Regions from separate parts of the Homo sapiens genome. Here regions 2, 3 and 4 are each linked to region 1. Evidence: chromatin loops called from intact Hi-C (ENCODE). Cell type or tissue: heart right ventricle. All regions are shown on one strand. Region 1 holds the start of LOC100506474 (a long non-coding RNA gene). Region 2 has its middle 82 kb from the start of MIR3125. Region 3 has its middle 39 kb from the start of MIR3681HG. Region 4 overlaps TRIB2 (tribbles pseudokinase 2).

Evidence for each region. A loop is a pair of places that touch in the nucleus more often than their neighbours do. Peaks named below come from ENCODE experiments on the same cell type or tissue, not always from the same donor. Only the 100,000 strongest peaks of a DNase experiment are listed, where the experiment ranks them.
Region 2: it touches region 1 in a loop (2.6-fold over the local background); 14 of 110 quality-filtered maps call a loop at or near these places.
Region 3: a loop joins it to region 1, with 2.4 times the contacts of the local background. A loop is called at or near these places in 6 of 110 quality-filtered maps.
Region 4: it touches region 1 in a loop (3-fold over the local background); 81 of 110 quality-filtered maps call a loop at or near these places.

Annotation. Positions count from the first base shown.
Region 1 is chr2:13,004,493-13,009,492 of GRCh38, forward strand. LOC100506474 (a long non-coding RNA gene) reads right to left here and starts at 2,521. Exons shown (of 6, transcript NR_038434.1): 1 at 2,379-2,521. All of the region lies in intron 1 of LOC105373436 (a long non-coding RNA gene), which reads left to right. In heart right ventricle, CTCF peaks have their summits at 2,601 (motif pointing left) and 2,818; a DNase peak (open chromatin) is centred at 2,579; H3K4me3 peaks cover 2,060 bases; H3K27ac peaks cover 1,638 bases.
Region 2 is chr2:12,817,222-12,822,221 of GRCh38, forward strand. No RefSeq gene overlaps it. Among named protein-coding and RNA genes, the nearest start is that of MIR3125, 82 kb to the left of the region's middle. RefSeq lists an enhancer at 1-285. In heart right ventricle, no CTCF peak of the experiment used is centred here; a DNase peak (open chromatin) is centred at 2,070; H3K27ac peaks cover 4,777 bases.
Region 3 is chr2:11,965,999-11,970,998 of GRCh38, forward strand. No RefSeq gene overlaps it. Among named protein-coding and RNA genes, the nearest start is that of MIR3681HG, 39 kb to the right of the region's middle. In heart right ventricle, no CTCF peak of the experiment used is centred here; a DNase peak (open chromatin) is centred at 2,303.
Region 4 is chr2:12,719,730-12,724,729 of GRCh38, forward strand. TRIB2 (tribbles pseudokinase 2) reads left to right here. Exons shown (of 3, transcript NM_021643.4): 2 at 3,531-3,823. Among named protein-coding and RNA genes, the nearest start is that of TRIB2, 5.3 kb to the left of the region's middle. In heart right ventricle, a CTCF peak has its summit at 2,936; no DNase peak of the experiment used is centred here; H3K4me3 peaks cover 5,000 bases; H3K27ac peaks cover 5,000 bases.

The DNA.
Region 1 (5,000 bases):
ACCTCTAGTTATTATAATATATGCCCCAGACAACTCTATATTTCATCTGTAAAAATGGCAGCAATGATTCTTATTCTGCTGTATTGTTATGAAGGCCAGCACTTAAGAAAATGAAGTTATGTACAACAAGGTTGAAATTTCTGTCATACACATGTGGAAACAGAACCAGAGAAGTTGCTTAGGGACACAAAGTCGGTGGTAAAGCTGGGGTGCTAGTGCAGGTCTCCCCATAATTGATTTCCATGGCGATCAAGTCAGTTCAATCCAACAAACATTTATTTTGCCATTCTATGACTAGCACAGAACTTATTTCTGGGTTTAAAATAGTGAATGAGACCAAGCTGGACACAGACATTAAGCAAGTTAAAAACAAATTGCAGTTTGATGGGGGTGAAGAGGACTGAGAAGTTTTTAAACACTTTGACCACCATATCTCACATGTAAGGTATGAATAATAATAATGATAACAAAAACATCCAATTCACAGTGTTTGGGAGAAAGATCAGAAAGATAGAAAGTGCAAAAGAAATCATGAATTTCAAAGTCATTTCACCAGTTTTTAAATAGAGAATGTCCATTTCACCAGTTTTTAAGTAGAGAATGACGTTCATTTTCCTAGAACTCAACATTTTCTTTAGTTGCATATTTGTTGCATATAATTATATTAAAAACTGAAGGGAAAAACACACACATTGCCTGCATAGTCACGTGGTGGGTTCTGAGAGGAACCAGCAGGAAAATGAAATTATGACTCTAATAGAAGAACTGAAAGATGGATGACCTGATATATTCAGGGGTTATCTCTAGCAAAGATGGGAATCTCATTTGGGTAGTAATTAATTATAGGTGCCTCAACATTTTCATTTGTTATGATTAACTTAGTTTAGGTGATCAATCTTGCTTGTCAGCTCCAATAGATAGGTAGAATTTCCAGTCTGAGATGGAAATTATTTTGATATTAATCAATCTTTACTTGTTCTGAGATGACAGTTTTCCCCTGTTACCAAGTCCTGAAGCTCAATTAGCAGCCTGGACATTTTATGTATTTTCTACATTGGCAAAAGGAAAACCATGTATTATTTCATAAGAGTTGAACCTGTTGCAGAGACTAAAGTCAGTGTCTCTCTTCTTTGGCTATGCAAAACCAAACCAAACCAAACAAACAATAACAACAACCACACACACACACACACAAAACAAACAAGAAAAAACCCAACAACACAAAAACCAAACCAAAACAAAAAACTGCTAACATAGTCTCGGGCCTTCTCTTTACTGCTGGCATTTTCTTTCTTGCTCACGCCCTTCCAGAAACACTGGCTTCCCTGCCCTTCTCCAATACATCAGGCATATTCCTGTCTCCAGTTCTTTGCACTGGCCTTTTCTTCCTGCACATATCCTTTATGGCCGTGCAGCCTTTTCCCTTAAGTGCTTCCTGTCCTCCTTCCTGCCTCTGTTCCTCCTCCACAGCCCCGATCACTTTCCCGCATACTGTGGTATTTTATTTTATTTATTTATTTTTTTGGTTTATTGTAGGTCTGCTGCTATCAGCATATAAGTTTGTGAATTCTGGGGCCTCTATCTTTTCTGTTCTCTGCTGAACTTCCAGAGCTGGAACAGTGCCTGCCATGTAAAAGGCACTTCCTACGTAGCTTGTGAAAACATGAGTGAGTCTTCACAGTAACTATGCTTTAGCATGTCATTAAAAACAATTTCAGTGTTGTAAGAATTAAACCTCCTACGAACATTTCTGATATGCCGCATACCCATGACTTGCTAAAGACACAAATGAGCACTTAAATATGACTTCCAAGAGATTGTTATTCAATTCTTGGAAGTTTCATTTTCTTAAATTTTATCGAAAATACTGGGTTGAATTAAAAATTCATAATATTCCTAAAGAAAAGAAAATCTTTGCATTTCTGAGTCAAATACTTACCCTTTTAAATCAGAATTTAAAAAATAAAGTCAGTTTACTCATCAATCAATTGCACATCTCTTAGAGAATCTAAAAAGGCATTTTGCTATGTCAAGACTTGAAGAATGGGACCACATCTGTGTGCTCGAGATGCTTATAGTCCAGCTGCCTTGGAGCACCACTGAGCGTGAAGGAGGTGGTTTGTAGCTGGGAAGTCTGGTCTTAAATACGGTTGCTGCTACAAACTCGGTGAATAGTATTAGCCAGGTAACCTTTCCTCTCTAAGCCTCAGTATCTCTCCCTATTAAATAGAACTGGAGATAATGATAGATAGAAGAACTCTAAGTTCCCTTACAGCAGCAAAATGCTAGATTTTAAATCAAGAGATAATAAAACAAAACACATAGCTGGCTTTCAATAAATACTTCTTGGCTTGAAAAAAACGAAATTATTATCTCACTGTAGTGGGAACAGGCTCCTGCAGCTGGTGAAAGACAATCCTCCTTCTAGCTGCTGAAGTTGAGCAGGTCTGCTGTAACGAGGAACAGATAGCATCAAGATCATTTCCAGGACTATCCTGGATGGAAGATCTAGGGAGGGAGCAAACCCACCTAGTGCTAGAGGACAAACACACCCCGTTCTTGGGAGGAGACCTCAGAGGCGCTTTGTAATGTGGCTCTGGCGCCACCTGGTGATTATTCCTAGAATTTTTCCTGTAACTCCAAGGCTACCAGCGACAGACAAAACACCCTGCAAAGGATTTATCAATGCATTAAAGCTGTATGTAGTTCAGGGAATGGGAGCAGAATAAAGAGACTATTCTGTCATAAGAACCAGGACAGAATGAAGCTCCAGAATCCCGTATATTTACATTTAAAAATAATCATTCACACAGCAGCTGAGACTAATTCTGGCCAATGTAAAACCAAATGGACCCAGCTGTTCTCTGACTAGTTGAACAAGCTCAATCATTTCAATATCATTTTTATTGGTGATTTTAGTTCACACCAAAAAAAGTTGTACAACTCTTCAGGGTTGAAGCAGTGTTAGGCGCTGGCCGTGGAGACAGGGAGTCACACAGTCGCAAGGAGCTTGTATGCAGACGGGCTTTACACCCAGTAAGTTGAACACAAACCGGAGGACAGCATTTCTCATGTGGGAAGTACAGCGGGAATGTTACAGAAACGTGCCTGTGAAAGTTAACTAACTGTGGACCAAGCAGCATTGGGCATAGTCGAAAAATCAGAAATGGCTTGGCAGTGACTTTTTGCAAGTCTTCACATTTTGATGATCGAAAGTGAAGAAGCTCATTTACGGTGGAGGGAATTGGCATAAAAGAGCATGGAGGTCAGTTAGCTCAGGGTGTCCCCCACACATCTGGCTGGGTGTGCAGGATACAAGAGGCAGGGCTAGAAAGTTCAGGAGGGCTCAGGGCAACCTTAACCCTGAATGAAAAGGTTGGACTTTACTGCCTGCTGGGATGGGGGATGAAGTATTGGAAATTCATGAGGCAAAAACCATGTGAATTTATTGGAAGGAAAAGCTAAGATTTTTACAAAAAAAATCTGTGATCTTTAGATTTGACTCTAGTTAAACTCTGGGAATCTCTAGTTGGGAAGAATATTGATCACACTCACACTAATACTTTAACGTTATTTATTTATTTATTTATTTTGGTGGGCAAATATGCTTCAAATGTCATCAGTCCTCCTTGGGAGATATTTGGACATCAAAAGAATTATATATATATATGCTTAGTTAGGAGTAAGTCAAATTAAAGTGTAACATTTTTCATATTTGTGATTTTAAAAAATAACTCATGTGAGTTTAGTTTTAGAAGAATCAAAGAAATTACTTAGGTAAATAAAAATGCAGTGCTTGTACTGAGTAGGATTGTATGAAGTCTGTTCATCATCTTAAAAACAGGCAAGGAAGATTTTCAGCAGAATGAGATTTGCTCGGATATTAGAATGGACACATGAGAATTAAGAACAATGGTTCCATTCACAGATTTTAAAAAGCCTTCACGGATGACTGGATCAAAAAATCTTTGTCATTTTAGATTTTGTTAATCTTTGAACGTTAATAATTTTTAAATGTTCTGTGAAAAAGGATACACATTTTAAAAATGTATTTAATGTTTCATATTAACAAGTTATCTATGTTTCCCAAACTTGCTTTCAAAAAATAAAATTTTCTGGGGAACATTCTAGATCTCTTGAATGAGGACAGACTTTGCAGGTGAATTTTATGATCTAGCAATTTGGGAAAGCACACTGGAATTGCCTTCTTAAAATCCTCATCAAACAGCTGACAGTCATCCCCACAGATGAGTAAATGATGGTTCAGAGAGGCTGAGTGGCCTGAGGTCCCTGAACAAGGTACTAACCATTGGGATTCTAGTGTCTGTCTATCTGGGTGATTCCAAAGCCCAAACTCTGCCCAATATACGTGACTGCCCTGCAAATAAAGATGATCTGACAATTGGGCATCTGTAAACATCTCTCTATACACAGTTCGTTCCTTCCACAGTTCAAAAGTCAGCATCTATATTGGACCAGCGGGAGGTAGGGAAGTTCAAGAGGTGGGCCACTGGCTGTCCTCTTACAGGCAAGGCCAGGTCTTACAACATTTGAAGGCCCAGGGATGTGCATTGGTTTGTCTGGTTAGCTAGTGGATTACAATGGAAAACCTCCAGCCCCTAGACTTTGCTCACGACTCCCACAGCTGATCTTCAAAGAGCTACAGGAAGAAAGCACCAGCACTTCCACCTCTCAAATCAGAGCATGGATGAAGCAGGCTGATGCTCCCAAGCCGGCATGCCCATGCAAGCTGATTTCTTATGACTCACACAATAGAACTGCATGGTTGCCATTTAGCAATAGCACTTTTTCAAATAGGATATTCAGTTAATTCTGTTTTGGATTATATCACCCCTGAGAACTACAAGGAATTAACATATCTTTCAAAGATGAGAATAGAAATAAATTAGAATAGGAATGTGTTCTCCATTCTATAGCAACGTAGAATGCGTATTCTCAAGGCTAAGAAAAGACTAGCACGTCTCTACTTTATATTACTT
Region 2 (5,000 bases), 190 kb before region 1:
GTGTTCCCTTTCAAAAAGATATATCGAAGCCCTAACTCCCAGTACCTCCAAATGTGATCTTATTTAGAAATAGGGTTGTTGCAGGTATAATTAGTTCACGAGTTCATGTCATAGTAGGACAGGCTCTGTACCCAATATGACTGCTGTCTTCATAAGAAAACGTCCATGTGAAGACATCCATGTTAGAGACACACAGGGAGAATGCCACGTGAGTACTGGAGGACGAGCATGATGCAGCTAAAAGCCAAGGGATGCCAGACGTTTCCAGCAAACCACCAGAATCTAGGAAGAGGTGAGGAAGGATCCCCCACAGGTTTCAGAGGGAGCATGGTCCATGGATACCATGATTTTAGACTTCCGGCCTCCAGAACTGTAAGAGACTAGATTTTTGTTGTTTGAAGCTATCCGATTTGTGGTACTTAGTTACAGCAGTTCTACCCTCCTTACACACAGGGCTGAGGCAGAAATGCTATTTCCTAAGGCAGGGCCTGAGGCAAGGCCAGTGCTGGGTAACCCAATCTGAAGTCCAGGAAGCACTTACAATTCTCTGTCTTCACTAGAGGTGCATCTTGCAACATGGTGTCTCAGTGCGGGTGTTAACTGTTGATTCCATTGACAGAAAAATCTATCTCCTCTGTATAAACATCTGGATGACTTAACACGTATTTGAGGCCCAGTTCTATGAACCACTGGCCAGACAAGGACTCCAGCCTCCCAAGACTGAAGAGTATAGGTCATGCCAAGAACATTCTTCTCAGAACTCTAGTAGTAGGACTTACAGAATAACGTCCTGGGCAGAGATGATTCGGCCATGAAATAGACTAAAAAGTGGAATCATTGAAATTAGTCATTGTGTGGCCTAGAGTAGTCAAGAGGGGCTCCCCCAAAGAAGCCACAGTGCCAACTATTGTAAGATGAGGAACTTTGGAAGAGCTAGTGATGAGGATGGAGAATATCCCAGGCATGGGGGCCACATGAATAAAAGCATGGTGACAGAAATAGAATGGCAGATGCTGTTCAGTGAGGAAGCTCAGCTGGTTAGAGTAGTGTGGTCTATAGAGAGTAGGGGAGAATCAAGTGTTGAAGGTTAATCCATTTACTCTAACCCTAGTTTGGCTGACTGCTTAATCATGGGTTTTCCTTCCTTCCTTCCCTTCTCCCTCCGTCCTCCCTCCCTCCTTCCCTCCCAGCCTCCGTCCCTCCCTCCCTCTCTCCTTCCCTTTCTTCCTTCCTTCCTTTCTCCTTGTTTAATTCGCCCTCTCTTCTTTTTTCTTTTTCTTCGATATTCAATGCAAATGCCTGATTGCCTGATTTTCATACCCTCTGGTAGGCTCCGGATGAAGGCACGCACTGCTACTATGTTAGAAGAGCGTGCATACACAGTTACAGCACACTACGCTAAACGCTATCACAGAACACAGGACTGGAAACACAAACATTGAGGCAATGCTTGACAAATATCCAGCACACATCAATAGCATTTATTGATGGGAAAATATGGTCCAAGGGTCACATCATCTCATTTGATCATTTCAATAACCCGATGAAGTATCTATTATTGTGTCTAACTTAAGGATGAAGAGACTGAGGCTTAGAAAAGTGAAGAAACATCTCGAATCACACAGCAAGTGGGTGGCTGACACAGGGCTCAAGCCTCATTTTTCTAAACTTTCACTTGTGTTCTTTGTACTACATGATGTCAGTTGTGTATTCTTAAGCTGGAATGACGAATTGGTCACCCAGATTTTTCTTACTGCCTTCAGTTGCTTCTTGACCATGGAGTTTCACCATACCACACTTTTTGGTAATAGGGGCTTGGGATAAAGCCTGTCCTCTCTAAAGATCTGTCTTTCCTTCTTTCCATAGGAAGAACTTGCTGCTCTGGGTATGGACAAATTGGATAGGGTAGAGCAAAACAGGAGAGCCTTGGCTGACAAAAGGAGACACATCAGCTAAGGGTGATGTCGGCTAGCTGAAAATACACACTAATCTAATCTGGCTGTTCTAGATGAATCTCAGGAATGTGGGAGGCTAGCATGTCAGATAGGCAATTATTGGCCGGACACAGGATTGCATAATGCAATGATGACTGGGGCTTCCTGCTTCAGCTTGAATGTGGCGAGCTTGCCAGAGAGGATTTATCTTCCCAAGAGAAACATGCCAACTTTGAGAGGATATGAAGTAACTGTTATTATGGGAAAAAAGACAGGCTTAATTTGAAAATAGTCAAGGTCTCTTTCAGTTGTACTCTGGATCTGCCTTCCTTTGGTTTTGTTTGTTTGTTTGTTTGTTTGTTTTTCCTTTTCTGCTCTTCTGTCTCTGTCACTAGGTCTTTCTCTCTGAATTTGTGTCCTCGTTACCTTTCTTTCATTTTGCTTTTATTTTTACTTAAATCCTTGCTTTTTGTTCAAATCTTTATATCAGTTTAATGTTAGAGAAAAGTGCCTTGATTGTTTTCCTATCAAAGAAGAAAATGCTGATTAGAACCAGTGTCTGTGGTGGTTTTGTATGGGAGGGGTCTTTTAGACTGAAGATTAAGTAGACGAGACTCCTCTATTTAATATGCAACAACCTGGAACATTTTGTTTTTGATAACCAAACAAGCAAATTGCCCACATACTTCCTCTTTCTACACAAAAACCCACATCACATTCTTGCAACTGGCTTTGCCTTAATTGCTTCACAAGAAAAACCCTGGCTATCATTTGGCCTCCTTTGAGACACTGGCTCTGAATTCCTCAGGGTGGCCAGTAAAATGCTTCAGAGAGAAAAATGACGTACATAAACAAAACAGAATATAGGAACAACAGAAAGGTCTTTTCTAGATATTTCTGTGTACTTTCTTTTTTTCTTTCTAGATGAGAATATGACATACGGAATGCATGGCATTGGAAGCCAATGCTTGCAACTCTCAGTCTAGTTTTTCACTAATACACTGTGTTTCCTCTCTTCTTACTCAGTAAAGTATTCGTGTATGAATATAAAAATGTAATGTTGGAGCTAAAATGTCATAAAGTCACAAAACATAAGTGTCCAAAACCCTGAGATTATTTATATTTATAGTGAACTCCTCCATAAATATTTATTATTTTGCAAGATGACCCTGCACCATAAAGAAAATGTGGTGTTGTTTAAGAAGACAGAAAATTATGTAACAACACTTAGACACTGTTTGATATTGAATTAAAATTCTCATGGAAACTCTTCTTGGAACTTAAAGGGATTAATCCGCATTAATTTTCTAGAAAATACACCTGGTTCACTTAAACAAATTCATATTGAATAATGAACCACTTATTGAATATTGTTTGCCAGACTCAATGGTAGGCATTGGAAGCAAAATGATTCATATCTTACACATTCTCAGGATGTTTTATTGTCTTATTTTACATATATGAAAATCAAGTTCAGAGAGGTCAAGCAACTGGCCCCAAGCCACACAGTCAGTAAGTTGGTAGGTCAGCATGAAGCTGGGATGGAAACAGGTCTGTCTGACCTCCAAGTCTGTTCTCTTTGTACTGTATTCTCTCTTTGTTATGTGCCAGGAGCTCTTCCAGGTGCAGATGAATACAAAAGCTAATTTCATTTTGGTAAAATCACCCTTTCCTCCTATGCCCTCTATGGAACTTTGACAATATGAAAGAAATGCAGGGTAAATTTTACATGACCACAGCATAATTAACAAAGACAACAGGTTTATTATTAAACAATCATAACTACTAAGTTAAAAGTCCTGATTTTCCTTACAAATAACATCTACTCCTCTACTACTTCCTGTGACAACTGTCAAATAAAGGCTTGAAATGTAGAAACAATATTTTAAAAGATGAGTTCTGTATAGCAAGGGTATGTCAACCTCTTCCTTAAATCTATTTAGCATTCAACACTTGCAGTAAGACTTATACTTTTTTTCAATATGTTCTTATAATATTACAGAGATACATAAATGCCCTGAGTATTAAATTAAGGCTAATCACATGTCTCCATGCTTTATTTTATCAGTAAAATATCTACATTGTAAACATTGTCTGCCTCTACCTTGCAGTTGGATTCATCTTTTACTGCACAGAGTTCTTGAGCCAATCCTGAGCTGGAAGAGAAAGTATCTTAGAATTTCTACCCTGAGGATGAGGTGTGAAGGTGGCCTGAAATGTGTCCTGCTGACATTCACTGTGTCACTTCCCTACCTAGGTTGAGCCTTGGTACCATGTAGACCCAATCCACCTACTCCACTGCCACAGCTATACCATCCTGCCTCTTCCGCCTTCCTTCTCCTCCACCTCCTGCCCTTCCTCCTTCTTCTTACATCACTTCACACAAACACAATGGTGACCAGTCTTTAAACTCATCCCTTTTAGATGGAATAGATATTAATTTTCTGGATGAGAAAATCGTGACTTAGAGAATTTAGATAACGCACCTGAGATCATAAGACAGGTTCCTGGGTTTGAATTCTGCCTGTATGAAAAATGACATGGGCAGAATTCAAACCCAGGGTCCTGCCTGCCTGCAAAGTCTGAAGCATTAGTCATTTTCTTAACACTAAGTCATTTCTAATCCTTTAGGACGCACCAGCCTTCAGATGGGCACCTTTACCATCATCCTCCCCCACCCATCTAGGACTGACATGTTCTGAAACCACATCTTTTGTGAGTTGGACATTGGTCATACCCTGCTGGGGTGACTGTCATGATCAGCTCAGCCTCCTTACCCACCATCCTACTCTATTTAGGTTTCCTCACCCTTCATTTTCTGTCCTTAGAACCCAGTTCTAGTTTTCATGGCTAATGTCCCAGAATGTTTTGAACCTGAACATCTCAGAGTTAAGACAGTCTCTGCCAACATTCTCTATATTAAAATAATACTAACCATGCCTTACTTACTATGCTAAATCTCTTGCCCCATAACACGTCGCTTCACTGAGAAGTTGCCTTCTTGAGTTGATCCCTGCTGCCACTGGCCATTTCAGATAACTCCACTCACCAAAGACCAACTTACCT
Region 3 (5,000 bases), 1.0 Mb before region 1:
TACAAGCATGCACCACCATGCCCAGCTAATTTTTGTATTTTTAGTAGAGCTGGGGTTTCACGATGTTGACTAGGCTGGTCTCAAACTCCTGACCTCACGTGATCCACCCACCTTGGCTTCCCAAAGTGCTGGGACTACCGCATGAGCCACCACACCCAGCCGATTTGTTAATATTTTGATGAGGATTTCTGTGTCTATGTTCAAGAGGATTATTGGTCAGCAGTTTTCTTTTCTAATCCTGCCTTCATCTGATTTGACTATCAGGGTAACGCTGACCTCAGAAAGCGAGGTATGAGGCATTCTGTCTTCTGTTTTCTGGAAGACAGTGTGTAGAACTGTTGTTTCTTCTCTAAACGTTTTTTTAAAATTTATAAGGGACATCTTTTGGGGCAGGATTTTCCTTTTATGGAATGTCTTAAACTGTGAATTTGATTAATGTAAGAGGAAAAGAATCATCGCTTACACTTACCCAGATCTCTTACCCCTAAGACTCTTTTACAAAGAACTAAGATACCTTCCTGAAAGCTAAATTATAAAACCAACATAAGGAGATCAGAAGAGGGTGATGCATAATCACTTCTAACAGAAAAATGTTTCTTGGGTCTAAAAGACTTGAAGTAACTCAATTGAACGTGTTAGCCTTCCCTTTTTTTTTTTTTTTTTGAGGCAGAGTCTTGCTCTGTGGCACGAACTGGGCTCACTGCAACCTCTGCCTCCCAGGTTCAAGTGATTCTCCTGCCTCAGCCTCCTGAGCAGCTGGGATTACAGGCATGCACCACCTGCCTCGGCCTCCCAAAGTGCTGGGATTACAGGTATAAGCCATGTGTTAGCCTTTCTAAGAGAAGGCAAGAGGCCATAGAAAGGACCCAAAGAAGCAGATGAGCTGTGGAGACAAACTTCACCAGTGCTGTGGGAGGACAAACTTGTCTTGGATGCTTTGAAAGAGGTGTTCCATTGAATTCTCTTGTTCTGATTCCATGTTCACCAGTAGACCTTCGGATCATAATTTGGCTTCCCGTGTGCTTTCAAGTGAACAGTGGAAATGCTGTCGACCTTGAGGTTGTATCACAATCTAGTCCTTATTTAAAAAGTTTATATTCTGGCTTTTCCCCAGTTTAGTGAGCTTGGGGAATGTGATTTCACCCTAAGAAACTGATGTTTGGTGGGCCAAAAACAATGCCATTATTGTAAAAAACCACCACTACCACCACCACCACCAACAACAACAAAACTCTCATACCTAAGCCTTAGATTATACTATTTTTTTTTTTTGAGACGATGTCTCGCTCTGTCGCCCAGGCTGGAGTGCAGTGGTGTGATCTCGGCTCACTGCAACCTCCACCTCCCGGGTTCAAGCAATTTTCCTGCCTCAGCTTCCTGAGTAGCTGAGATCACAGGCGCCCACCACCACGCCTGGCTAATTTTTATATTTTTGGTAGAGATAGGGTTTCACCATGTTGGCCAGGCTGGTCTCAAACTCCTGATCTCAGGTGGTCCACCCACCTTGACCTCCCAAAGTGCTGGAATTACAGGCATGAGCCACCGCAACTAGCCAGATTATAGTACATTTTTGAAGTGAATATTACTCTATGTTTACTCTTCTCACCCTTGGACACAATCATATACTGCTCAGCTTTGTCTGGGACCAACCTTTTTCCTTACTCTATTAAACTTCTCTAGGTAGCATTAACATCACTTTTCAGATGGAGAAAAAATGCTTAGGGAAGTTAAATGATTCCTTAAAAATCACTGTGCTATAGTGAAGAAGATTTAGAATCCAAGTCTGCCTGAATTCACACCTCATGCAGTTTCTCTGTTAATTTAATTTCTTTCCTGTTCGGGCCCAGTATTTCTCTTACTATAGCCTTATATTACTTACATTAAATATTCAGTAGTTAGTGTGCTGCCTCCAGATGTATTTCCTTACAAATAAATACTTCTGTAGAGGAAAGAGCAATTGCCATATTTGTGACCACGAGCAAGACTGTGTCACCAGGTATAAGAAGGTAATGCCCAGGGCATGAGAATGAAAGGCATTTTCAGATGAGTGTGCAAAGTGCAGTGTTTGGAGCATAGTAGACACTCAGTCACTCCTAGTTCTTTTCTTTACGGGGACAGTGGTGTAGGGAGATAAAGGACATAAGCCAAGGGTTCTCTGGGGGTGAAAACCACAGGGACGACTTGCTGCCTAAAAGCTGCTTGGAAATCATCCATCTCCCATGAGCTGTTTCTCCCTTCGAGTGAGAGGGCCAGCCCAGACAGATAAGAAGCAGCAATCTGTAAAAACCATCTGCAAGTGCCGACAGGACTTTGGCAAGGAGGCAGGCTGGGATCTGTTCTTACTAATCTGTAAATCCAGCTTTCAAAACGGATCCCCAGGAGGCCTGGGGGTGGCTTAGAATATTCTGTGGGTCAATTTCAGGAATAAATGAAAGAGTATGTTGACGGGCAGGAGGATATGTCAGCTGGAACCACTTCAAGGGACATTGTTTGGGTCTCAGCTCAAATGTTACCTCTTCAAGAAAGCTTTACTTGACAGGTGACCATCCCTGAATGACGTTTCCCTATTTATATATTTTATAGATCAGCCATCTGAATGCTATTTAGATGGTCAAATCCCTTCCTAGCTGGGATATAAGCTTCATTTGGGTACGGTCCTTGCTTGTCTTTTGTTGCTCCACTGCAGTTGCCTAGAAGAGAGTCTGGCACGTGGAAGGTTCTCCATGAATATTTATTTGTTGCCGGATTTAATGAATAAATGAATAAGTAACTGAATTAATGAATGGGCAGAGAAGGTGGTGAGGATTAATGAGAAACCATGGTGAGTAGAAGGAGCCAGTGTTTGGAAGTATACAGATGGGATCCCAATCTTGATGCTAAACTAACTGGATGTATGACCTTAACCGTTCTGACTTTCAGTTTCTGGTCTATAAACCTGTGTTTCATAGAATTATAAGGATTAAATGGCAAAACAATCCAGGTTCCCTACCATCTGCAAAGTGATTGGCATACAGGCTGACATGTAGGAGCAGTAATCAATATTCATGTCACTGACTTCTCTCCAAATACGTAAGCTCCCAGAGCTACACGTATACCTTGTGATAGGTAAGATTGAATTCAATATTCAGTTTTAGTGTCAAATGCTAAGCACAGATGATCTGGAGATAAAGTTCAGAATCTGCCCTCAAAATGCTCATAGTACCAGCTGCTTAGAAACATACAAGTCAAGTTTGTTCTGAGCAAGGAATATGGGGTGGCATCTCCCTCATTTCTTTTATGATGTTTAAAATGGATATATAATATTTGTGCATATTTATGGGGTACATGTGATATTTTGTGACATGCACAGAATGTGTAATAATCATGTCAGGGTATTTAGGGCACCCAACACCTCAAGTATTTATGGTTTTTATGTTTTGGGAACATTTGATTTGAAGTTCTCTCTTCTAGCTATATACAGTACATCGTTGCTATCCATAGTCACCCTACTCTGCTATCTAACATTAGAACTTATTCCTTTTATTGAACTGTATGTTTGTGTCCGTTCATCAACCTCTCTTCATCACCACACCCCACATATATTAGCTACTGTGAACAGCGCTGTGATAAACATGGGCGTGCAGGTATCCTTTTGATATACTGATTTCTTTTCCTTTGGATAAATACCCAGTAATGGGATGGTTGGATTGTATAGTTTTTTGTTTGTTTGTTTTTTGTTTTTTTAGCTTTTTGAGAAATCTCCACACTGTTTTCCATTGTGGCTGTACTAATTTACATCCCCATAAACAGTGTATGAGAGTCATTTTCCTCCCACATCCTTGCCAACATCTGTTTTTTTGTTTTGTTTTGTTGTTTTTTTTAATCTCTTCCATAATAGCCACTTTAGCTGGGGTGAGATAATATCTCATTGTGGTTCTGATTTGCATTTCCCTGACTATTAATGATGGTTAGCATTTTTTCATATACCTGTTGGCCATTTGTATGTCATCTTTTGAGACATGTCTATTCATGTCCTTTGCCCACATTTCAACGGGATTATTATTATTATTGCACTGAGTTATTTGAGTTCCTTGAGTATTTTCTAGATATTAGCCCCTTGTGAGATTAATAGTTTGCAAGTATTTTCTTCCATTCATCAGGTTATCTCTTCATTCTGTTGGTTGTTTTCTTTGCTATGCAAAAGCTTTTTAGGTTAAGTCTCTTTTGTCTATTTTTGTGCTGTTGAGGTCTTATCCTCAACATCTCTGCCTAGACAAATGTTCTGAAGTGTTTCCCTGATGTAGTAGTTTTATATTTTCAGGTCTTATGTTTAAGTCTTTGATCCATCTTGAGCTGGTTTTTGTATTAATATATGGTATGAGATCTACAGTGAACCTAGGGGTCCAGGTTCATGCTTCTGCATTAGAGCTTCATGGAGCTCTAATTTTCCCAGCACCATTTATAGAAGAGGATGTCCTTTCCCAGTGTATATTCTTGGCACCATGAAAGGAAAACAAGTCTTGGGACCCCAAAATCACTAAGCTAAAGAGAAAAGGCAAGCTGGGAACTGCTTAGGGCAAACCTGCCTTTCCTTCTATTCAAAGTCATCCCTCTTCTTACTGAGATGAATGCATATCCAATTGCCTCCTTTAGAAAGGAGGCAACCATTTGTCTCTTATCTACCTATGACCTGGAAGCCCCCTCCCCAGTTTGAGTTGTCCTGCCTTTGCTTAGAGTTGTCCTGCCTTTTCTGACTGAACCAGTGGTCATCTTACATATATTGATTGATGTCTCTTATTTCCCTAAAATGTGTAAAACTGAGTTGTCCCCCAGCCACCTTGGGCACATATCATCAGGACCTCCTGAGGCTGGGTCACAGGCATGCATCCTTAACCTTACCTTGGCAAAATAACTTTCTAAACTGACTGGGACCTGTCTCAGATGTTTGGGGCTCATAGAGCCTTTGTAAAAACTCTATGGCTGTAAATATGTGGATTTATTTCTGTGTGCTCTATTGTATT
Region 4 (5,000 bases), 280 kb before region 1:
GGAGTATTTCATTGCAAAATTTGGGTTTAGTGGAGATCTCCAGTCAGTTTTGCGATTGTTCAGTTCAGCCCTTAGGGGGAAATCGGAGACTCTTTAAATGTTGCCCTTTGCTTGTACTGAGCATTTGGTATTTTGCATCTTCTCTAAGTTATTGAGACCCAGAGCAACTGTGCCCAGTTAACCAAAATTCAGTAGCTGGATTGAATTCTCAGAAGTCTGCAAGGTTGCACAATAGGATAGTCATCCTTTGAAATGAATGAATTCCACAGAACTGCCACTCTTGTATGAAATATGCACAATCACCCAGCAGTGAATATTTTCATTCCTTTTGCTCAACTTCAGTACAGCATTTTAATATTTTTCAAAGGCTGGAGATGCTTTTAAGTATAGGGACTCTGCAGCCAAATTCTGCAGGGGCATCTGGCTGTTACTTCTTTGTTTAAAATCAGAGGTGACTCTGGCCTCTGCTCATTCTTTCTCCAGATTTTGCAAGACATATTTCACTTTGGGCTGACCTTACAGTGTCATTTGCAGACTTGTGCTCTGGCCTCAAATTGGACTTAATCTGCTGGTTTAGTTATTGCAAAGATTGAATCAGCCCCTCACCAATTACAGTGTGGCTGCAAGTGGATTTAAGTGCAGTATCATTGTTCTGCTTGACAGAGGTCATCCCTTTAAGACACAGCAGCTTCTGTTTTCCTGACTTTTTACCATAGATGATGTGGGTGACTTCTTATGCAAGCATAGTTGTGTATCTCCGAAGAAGCTCCAAGAGAGTTTTATAAGGCTGCTTCTCTGAACTGCCCTGAGAGATATATATGCTGTGGTCTCTTAGCTTACTTTAAGGCTCAGTGAAATCTACACATTGAATCTAGTTCCTTTTGATGTCTTAGAATAGAAGGCTCATGTTTCCTAGCTGTGTGTTGACCAATGAAAAAATTCTTTGCAAAAACAGATCAAATGTAAAGATGCTATTTATTATAGGGGACTGCGTAGAGAATTCCATAGGACACTATTTGGAGGAATAGAGATTCCAGAGTCATTTAAACAAAATAATCAAGGCTGCTTATTGTCTCCATGTACCTACTTTTGCTAGATGAATGAAGGCACTTTAAGGAGTCTTTAACTGTATGTTTTCATGGAGATACTGGTAGCTACTGTGCAGATTGACATAATTACTATCTTGGCAGAATGGGTACTTTTTTTTTGCAAATGTTATTAATGATGGCCTAATCTTACTGCCTTATCTGAACTGTCACATTACATAACCAAGGCTCCAAATTAAACATGTAAAGAAGCTGGCACCAGGCTTGTGGCTTGATTTTGCACGTGAAGATGATGGTTTAAATACCAGTCCAAGCCCCTAAATGCCCCTGATAGCTACTAATAAAAGTTTGGCTCCTTCTCGTGTGGGAAAACATAAGTACTTATTTTATTTTTCATACTCTGTCCACCATCTTGGAATTTGGTCTCTTCTACAAAAGGTATGGCTACATTTGAAGCTGCCACAAATATGTTAGTTTTTTAAAAATTCTGTCTCCAGTTTTTCAGCAGTGGAGCAGGATAATAGGCTAAAAGTGCTGAGCAAAAGTCACCTTTTATGTTTTTGTAAATGCACCTGGAAACAGGAAGTAGATTATAAATAATCATAACTCTGTGAGCACTGGCGACAGAAGCTGCAACCTGGTATTTCAGAACACAGCATCTTCATTATATGATGCAGTGTTTACGTTAGCCACTGCAAAGCTTATTACTCCTCGAAATTTTTGAGGCTTCCCTGGGTTTCTGTTGCCTGCATTCAGGGTGTTAAAGTTGATTCAAGCATTTCAGATTCCTAATTGAACAGGCCTCTTAGGTCACTGCTCTTGGGTCATCATTTGACAGTATCAGTGTGTGATTTGTGGTCTCTGGAGATGTTGAAGTATTCTTTCTTAAATTCTAGGTTATAGTGGCAGCAGCTGTGCCGCTTTTCTGAGATGCCTCGTTATGGTTCATTCACAACATTACTGTTAACTTTGCTTCCTTGGCCGTGTTAGCAGCAACTCTTGAGGTTTTACATCCCTGTTTGACTCACAGATTTTGTTTCAATTTTTTGAAGCTTAGAGCAACTTAACTCATGGATTCTTAAATAGCAGTCTGTGGCTTTGGATGGGCTTCAGAAAGCCCGTGAATCCCCTTAAAATGAATCCGGTATCGTGCATGCATTTGAGAACGGGCATTGTCAGCTAAGAGGGAACAGAGCTTTTATCAGATTTTATGTGACATCAGGACCCAAAAAAGGTTAACACTGTTCTAAATCAACATCTTCATTTTATGAAGAGGAGGGAGGTCCAGTAACCCTAAGCTCTTTATCCATCTCATCCAGATTATTGGTGGCAGGGCCAGGATTAGTGCCTCAAGGTTGCCGACTTCCAGTCCAGCATATTTCCTACCACACTGCAAAATGATGATGAAAGAAAGTATGTCTAACTAGTGAAAAAGCGATTTAGGCAGCTAAATCATTGTGAACTGATAGCATGCAGTGTATTGTTAGGGCGTTCCTGCCTCAGATGCTTTCCAGCGAAGCTCACCCACGCATGCCCCTGGCTCACGCACACACTGAATAGATTCATCTTACCCACATCCCAGGCAGATAGAAAAACCACATTCCAGACCCAGGGACTTGTATTCCTGATTTAGTGGAGGTCTTGAAATGAATGAAAGCGCCTTTTATATAACCTCAAAAATTCTCTGTAGTGTTAATTGCTGTTAGGTCTGTTTCAAAAGGTATTGATGGTGCCTTTTCTTTTTAAGCAACCGCACAATGAGTTGGCATTTTGCAGGCTAATTTTGATTCATAGAAAATCATTGCATAACTGGTTCATTGAGTTAGATATCTGTGGAGGGAAGAGAGGAAGAAGCAAGGCTGCTTCCCTATTCAGAAGGATTCTATCATATTCCTACCTCTGCCACTGGGGGCTTGAGTTTTGGCTCATTCTCTGAGCCTCAGTTTCCATATCTGTAAAATGAAAGTATTGAATTAGAGACCACTGGGCAAAAGCTAGCTGTTTATTCTCTTAGTTGCTCATGTGTTGTATAATGCCTGTTTATGTGCATTTCTTTTTTTTTATTTTTGAAGGCAAATAAAGTGTTGTTGATGTCATTGAGGTGGATCACTTTCTCTCCAATTTTGCCTTAGTTCTATAAACACGCAATTGGGCTAGAGACAAAAGTAATGAAAATTATTATTTCTGTACTGCATTACGTTTTGCAAAGCACTATCACCTTCATTTTCTCATATAATCCTCCTAACACTGTGAGTCAAGTATCAGTTTCCCATGTTGTACGTAAAGATTTGGAGGCTCCGAGAGGTTAAGTGACTTGTTTAGTGCCACACAGCTGGTAGGAGGCAGGGCCAATGTGGTCTGGGTCCAAGTTCAGCATATTTTCTGTCATCTCAAAAGCCCATACCTGTGGGAGGTGCAGCATTATGTGTTTTGGTTGTACAAGAGGCACCTCTGACTTTGGTCTTACTGTTAATCCTGTCGTAGGTGTTTGATATCAGCTGCTACCAGGAATCCCTGGCACCGTGCTTTTGCCTGTCTGCTCATAGTAACATCAACCAAATCACTGAAATTATCCTGGGTGAGACCAAAGCCTATGTGTTCTTTGAGCGAAGCTATGGGGACATGCATTCCTTCGTCCGCACCTGCAAGAAGCTGAGAGAGGAGGAGGCAGCCAGACTGTTCTACCAGATTGCCTCGGCAGTGGCCCACTGCCATGACGGGGGGCTGGTGCTGCGGGACCTCAAGCTGCGGAAATTCATCTTTAAGGACGAAGAGAGGTAGGTCTCATCCTGTCCAGACCTGGGTACTGTGATGGACTGCTCCTAACAACAGCTTCCTAGAAAAGTCTTGAATGGACGTTTTTTTGCCGTCTGTGGTCCAGATGAGGGGAAGGAATCTTAGGAGGGCAAAAGGAAGTGAATATTGCAATTTTCAAGTGTTTGGGAAAACAAATAGCTACTATTCTAAAGGTGTCATCTGGTGCTCAAAGGACAGGTACCAGGATATTCTGTGACCCAATGAATATGTATGATTAGGTGTCTTGAATTCCGAAGGTGGCTGCAAACCTCTTTGACATTTTCAATGCCAGTAAAGGCAGGGCCTTGAAAATTCTACCCGCAGAACACTCAGCAGCCAGAATCAGTCATTTATAATTCATTCATCCATGCACTCATTCAGTAGCTCTTACCTAAGCTTATATTAGGTATTAGTCACAATTCTCAGTACTATTAATATCTAGATGAATTAGATAGCCAACGGACCTATAAAGGAAATGCTACCAGCTCAGAATAGAGGTCCGTGCTGGGTGGGATGAGAACTGGGGTGGTGGGGACATGTCAGTTCTCCCTAGGACTTGGAGAGTCAAGGAAGGTTTTACAGGAGGGGTGATTTTGGAGCCAAGACTCGAAAGATGACTGGATTTCAGGAAATGTGGGAAAGACCGCATTCCAGGTGAGGAAACTGCTGATGCAAATGCATGGCAGTGCAGAGGTCTTGGTTATTGGAGGAGACAGCTGGACAGGATGCAGGCAACTGGCTTATGCCGTTAACTCATTACCTTCTATTTAGCAGACTCTGCTGGGGCCCTGCTTTCTCTCCCAGCCGATTTTGATTACAAGAACTCCTTCAAGCCCTTTTTGTTCTTTTTAAGAATATGAGTTTAGAGGGACAGAGGCAACAAATCTGTATTCATTGCTCACCGTAGTTCCTGAATGAGGCCCCACATAATGTGGAGACCAGCTCATATCTTGATCTTTGCTTGTGAATGCCTTTACCTTTATTAACAAACTGAGAAGGGGCAGCTGTTGGAAGATTTAGAGTGTGGAACCACATTTACCTTTTCTCTTCCGCTCAGATGCCTCTGCCCCTGGAGCCTGGAGATGTTTCCCCTGGTTTTGCCTTCGATACCCTCTGTGATCTTGGATTGGTCCTTCGTCTGTTTCCACCCTCCCCCTA